2 separate regions of the Homo sapiens genome follow, and region 1 is linked to region 2. A link is a loop called in an ENCODE intact Hi-C map of the cell type or tissue named here. Cell type or tissue: GM12878. All regions are shown on one strand. Each heading gives the region's core, and the rest is flanking DNA. Links, peaks and the distances in the headings are about the cores only.

What was found. Peaks named below come from ENCODE experiments on the same cell type or tissue, not always from the same donor. Only the 100,000 strongest peaks of a DNase experiment are listed, where the experiment ranks them.
Region 1: it touches region 2 in a loop (3-fold over the local background); 2 of 110 quality-filtered maps call a loop at or near these places.

What each region holds. Positions count from the first base shown.
Region 1 is chr1:32,492,610-32,495,527 of GRCh38, reverse strand. It overlaps ZBTB8B (zinc finger and BTB domain containing 8B), which reads right to left. Exons shown (of 4, transcript NM_001145720.2): 4 at 1-2,918. Among named protein-coding and RNA genes, the nearest start is that of ZBTB8B, 29 kb to the right of the region's middle. In GM12878, for the core only: no CTCF peak of the experiment used is centred there; a DNase peak (open chromatin) is centred at 1,193.
Region 2 is chr1:32,399,895-32,402,812 of GRCh38, reverse strand. It overlaps the pseudogene GAPDHP20. Among named protein-coding and RNA genes, the nearest start is that of BSDC1, 6.9 kb to the right of the region's middle. RefSeq lists an enhancer at 1,901-2,020. In GM12878, for the core only: a CTCF peak has its summit at 1,805 (motif pointing left); a DNase peak (open chromatin) is centred at 1,828.

The DNA of each region.
Region 1 (2,918 bases), core at 195-2,694, 93 kb before region 2:
GTTTCAATCTGACTGTATATAAATCAAAACAAAAATTTAGCTTGAGATTATTTCCATTTACTCCCAGGTTGATTTAACCAAATTAAAGATAATTTGCATTTTTGATGGCCCTAAGTTAATTTTAATCCCAAACTAGATAAATATTTCATTAAAAACCAGGAATACTGCATCTAGGTATTTTTAGATTAAGTGGCTAATCTGTTTTTCTAATAATTCTTATATATAATTGCAGCCCTTTAAATAAAACTAGCTTTTGCAGTAGACTGATTAAAATCCACTGAGTCAAGAAATACCTAAGAATACATTTTTACTCAATACCATCTTATCATGTGGGCTGCTGACTTAAAAATATGTGGTTTTCTGTTTCAAATAAGATTGTTCTTGTTACATTCCCTGAATCACACCCAATTTATATTTCAAAAATCAGTTAGAGGCCGGACATGGTGGCTCACACCTGTAATCTCAGCACTTTGGAAGGCTGAGGCGGGTGTATCACCTGAGGTTAGGAGTTCGAGACCAGCCTGACCAAAATGAAACCCCATCTCTTCTAAAAATACAAAAATTAGCCGGGCATGGTGGCATACCTCTGTAATCCCAGCTACTCAGGAGGCTGAGGCATGAGAACTCTTTGAACTCTGGAGGCGGAGATTGCAGTGGGCCGAGATTGCACCACTGCACTCCAGCCTGGGTGACAGAGTGGAACTCTGTCTCAAAAAAGAAAGAAGGAAAAAAATCAGCGAGGTTGGAAAAAATCACTTCAAGTTAATAATATATATATTTTTACTTTTGAAATTTTTTATAAGTAAAATGAATACATTACAATCAAACACAGAACACATATTAAGTGGACAATAAATATTTTAATTTGCCTTTTGTGTGTATGTGAGTGTGAGTGTGTTCCATGGTGGTTTATGTTTTAGATATGTGTGGTATTACAGGACAAAGAAATTAACTCCCCCATGCTCAAAATGTGATTTCCCCCTCCCTGTCTAAGCATTGCAAGAATGCAGACCATAATCACACAATGCATACTTTATCATATGAGGCCAAAACAGCATTTTCCTCTCCTGTGCCTCTGGTCTGATGGATACCCAGGGAAACAAATGTTATCTATGAATGGTCTTTTCTGCCTGCCCAAACATGTCTGTCTATTATCAGGACTGGCCTGGCAGGACCTGGTTTCTGATCCTAACCAGCTGTGTGAGAACTAGAAACGTCATTTCATCTGTCACATGGAGTTGGACTAGACTATCTCTCCTGTCCCTTCTAACTTTCAAATCTCTTGATTTAATGGTTCTGTCCTATATGTATCCTGATTTCTTTTTTTTTTTTTTTTTTTTTTTTGAGATGGAGTTTTGCTCTCGTTGCCCAGGCTGAAGTGCAGTGGTGTGATCTCAGCTCACTGCAACCTCCACCTCCTGGGCTCAAGCAATTCTCCTTCCTCAGCTTCCCAAGTAGCTGGAATTACAGGCTAATTTTGTATATTTTTAGTAGAGATGGGGTTTCACCATGTTGGTCAGGCTGGTCTCAAACTCCTGACCTCAAGGGATCCACCCACCTTAGCCTCCCAAAATGCTGGGATTACAGGCGTAAGCCCCGACGCCTGGCATGTATCCTGATTTCTGGGGTATTAATTAGTTCACATGGCCAGCCAAGACCCACTCCAGATGCAGTGGGGCTCCTCCCCATCTGTCACAGTACACTGGATCAACATAATGGGAAGTTATCTGTTGTTGTCATTTCATTTTTACTTGAAAAATAATTTACATACTATATTATTTTTTAAATAAGAAAACCATATTATTATTATTTTTTATTTTTTTGAGATGGAGTCTCACTCCGTCGCCCAGGCTGGAGTGCAGTGGCATTATCTCAGCTCACTGCAACCTCTACCTCCCGAGTTCAAGCGATTCTCCTGTTTTGTATTTTTAGTAGAGACGGAGTTTCACCATGTTGGCCAGGCTGGTCTTTAACTCCTGACCTCAGGTGATCCACCCCCGTTGACCTCCCAAAGTGCTGGGATTACAGGCATGAGCCACTGCTCCCGGCCAGAAAACCATATTATTTTTTAAAAAAGAAAACCACCCAGTCAGGCACAGTGGCTCACGCCTGTAATCCCAGCACTTTGGGAGGCTGAGGCAGGCAGATCACGAGGTCAGGAGATCAAGACCATCCTGGTCAACATGGTGACACGCCATCTCTTATAAAATACAAAAAATTAGCTGGGCGTGGTGGCACACGCCTGTAGTGCCAGCTACTCGGGAGGCTGAGGCAGGGGAATCACTTGAACCTGGGATACGGAGGTTGCAGTGAGCCAAGATCGCGCCACTGCACTCCAGCCTGGCGACAGAGTGAGAGTCTGTCAAAAAAACAAAAAAAACAAACCTGATGCATATTTCCTAAAGACTACAACATTCTGATATTCTATGTATAGTATATATTTTTGCATAACTGAATAAAACACATAATTTAAACACTGTTAGTGACCAAAGCCACCATGTTTGAGAAAAGGCAATAAATTTCAGCAACTGTTTAAACTGCTTATAAATATAGTATGCCAAAGCTGGAAGTTTACTGGATAGGAAGAGTAGCTTAGACAGAAAGCGTCTCTGAGGCTCTATGACTGGCTAGGTACCCGACCCACGCGTTCTCAGAGTACCCTGTGCTTGTCCCTGTTGTCACACCCAACATGCCGTGTTATAACTGCCAGTCTCTGTGATTACACACTGCAGGATCCTTGAGGGCAGGGATGGTGCTGGTTCACTGAAGTACCCTTCGTGCTTGACATACAGTAAAGACTCCATAAATAATTGTTTGATAACTACTGAATGAGTAACCAGCCATCTTCACTCATTGATCTGCTGGGAGCAACAGAAGCAGGCAAGAGTAGCACCACATGACACAGGAATAAGAGGCAC
Region 2 (2,918 bases), core at 295-2,794:
TTCACTGCCTTGGAGAAGGCTGGGGCTCACTTAGAGGGTGCAACCAAAAGGGTCATATCTGCTCTCTCTGTTGATGCCCCCATGTTTGTGATGGCCGTGAACCTTGAGAAGTATGAAAACAACCTTGTGATTGTCAGCAACGCTTCCTGTACTGCCAATTGTTTAGCTGCCCTGCCCAAGGTCATCCATGACAACTTTGGCATCATGGAGGGACTCATGGCCACAGTTGGTGCCAATATTGCCACCCAGAAGACTGTGGATGGCCTCTCTGGGAAACTGTGGCGTGATGGCCACAGGACTCTCCAGGACATCATCCCTGCATTTACCCACTCTACCAAGGCTGTGGGCAAGGCCATCCCTGAGCTTAACAGAAAGCCCACTGGCATGGCCTTCCATGTCTCCACTGCCAACATGTGGGTTGTAGACCTGATCTGCCATCTGGAGAGAGCTGCCCAAATATGATGACATCAAGAAGGTGGTGAAACTGGCATCGGAGGCCACCCTCAAGGGCCTCCTGAGCTACACAGAGCACCAGGTTGCCTCCTCCAACTTTAACAGAGACACCCACCTTTTCCACCTTCAATGCTGGGAATGGCATTGCCCTCAAAGACCACTTTGTCAAGCTCATTTCCTGATATGACAATGAATTTGGCTACAGCAACAGAACGATATACCTTATGGTCTACATGGCCTCCTAGGAGTAAGGGCCCTCTGAACCACCAGCCCCAGTGACAGCACGAGAAGAAGAGAGGCCCTCAGCTGCTGGGGAGTCCCTGCCAAACTCAGTCCCCCACCACACTGAGAATCTCCCCCTCCTGAACACTGTTTCCATGCCAGGCTCCCTGAAGAATGGGAGGGGACTATGAGACCGCACTTTGTCATGTACCATCAATAAAGTCCCCTGTACCCAGCCAAAAAAAGTAAAGTGAGCATAAATGATAGTGAAATATATAAAAGTAATTACATAGTGATGAGTTTGGGTTATTTATTACCTTTGTTTTTATTTTATTTATTTATTTTTTAGAAATGAGCTCTTGCTCTGTCACCCAGGCTGGAGTACAATAGTGTAATCATACCTCGCTGTAACCTTGAACTCCTGGGCTCAAGCGATCATCCTGCTTCAGCCGCCTGAAAAGTTGCGATTATAGGTGTGAGCCACCACACCCAGCTCTATAACTTATTTAATGGTAAGTTTATAAAATTTAATTAAATAATGTCCGTGTTCAACAACCAGCTTTTAAAATTCCTTTTTTTCTTTTTCTTTCTTTTTTTTTTTTTTTGAGACAGGGTCTCCCTCTGTCACCCAGGGTGGAGTGCAGTGGCTCGATCCCTGCTCACTGCAACCTCTGCCTCTCAGGCTGAAGTGATTCTGCTGCCTCAGCCTCCCAGGTAGCTGAGACTACAGGCGTGAGCCACCACACCCGGCCAAAATTCCTGAAATGTTAACAATCAGCTCTAGAGGGCTGAACTAGAACCAGTCCATGGGCTTTTAGGCATTCCCTGTGCTGCCTGCATCAGTAACTTAGGCATTTTGGTCTTACACTGGGTTCTACAAATTACGCAGCCAGTCCTCCTGCCAACTCTATGCTGGAATCTGCACGCCAAACCGAGGGCGGGCTTGGGCCTTGGAAATTTCTGAAAGGCTTGAGTCACCTCCCAGGATTATCCCAGGCCTAGCAGCCTTCCACGGAGGAACCCCACCCTGTCCAGAGGAGCCAGAAGGCCTCTCCTAGGAGCCGGGGAGATAGGGAGCCGGGGAGCCCGGGAGCCAGCTTCCCGTGAAGAATGAGTCCACAGCACCATCTGGTGGCACCTGGGTGTCAGGGCTCCTTGGGAGCAAAAGCCAGGATCCTGGGATAAGAATCACCTGCCAATTCTAATGGGGTGGGTAGGGGGAGTAGGAAAAAAATCATCTGCCAAAAGGGGTCCAGCAGTGTCAGAGGGGGGATTTGAGTCAAAGGAGGGTCTGAGGGTGTGGGATTTACCTGCATTCATACTTTGCCTAAGAGCTGCAGGAGACTGTAGAGGCCCCAAGGACAGTGAAAAAACTGAATTTCAGAGAGAAAAAGTGACAACTGCCCATAAACCAGTATTAAAATCTAGCTCTGCTGACTCCCAAACCAGTGTTCTTTCAACATACTGTTTAACTCAACAGATGTCCATTAGCCCTCTACCAGCGCCTAGCATTGTATGAGGCTCTGAGGACAGGGGTAAGGAGGTAAGACAATCATAATCCCTACATGAGGACTTTATGCCTTGCAATGTGCTAGGTGTTTTATTTATTTTCTTTAGTCATTACAACAACCAGAATTAGTATCCCAATGTTAAGGATGAAGACATTGGCCGGGCACAGTGGTTTATGCCTGTAATCCCAATACTTTGGAAAGCCAAAGCAGGTGGATCGCTAGATCCTAGGGGTTCGTAGACCAGCCTAGGCAACATAGCAAGACTCCATCTCTACAAAAAAAAAAAAAATTAAATTAGGCATGGTGGCACATGCCTGTGGTCCCAGCTACTCAGGAGGCTGAGGCAGGAGGATCACTTGAGCCTAGAAGGCTGAGGCTGCAGTGAGCCATGATCATGCTAGTGCAGTCCAGCTGGGGTGACAGAGTGAGACCTGCCTCAAAAAAAAAAAAAAAAAAAGGATGAATATGTTTGATGCCAGAGGTTATGGCAGTGAAAGGAGCCAACGGTCAAGGTACTGGGGTGAACAGATAAGGAAGACCAAAGAAACCCAAGCAAAGGGTCCCACTGAATCCACAGTCACTAGGGACATCATGGGCGAGCACTCTGCTGGGCCTGGGGGTGAGGAATGAGACAAGGTGAAGATAACGAAGGACAGGATGCCTGCAGCTATCATCTGGGTGGGGAGGCAGGACATAAGGTTGGAAGAAGTTAAGACTAGCATGAAATGCACA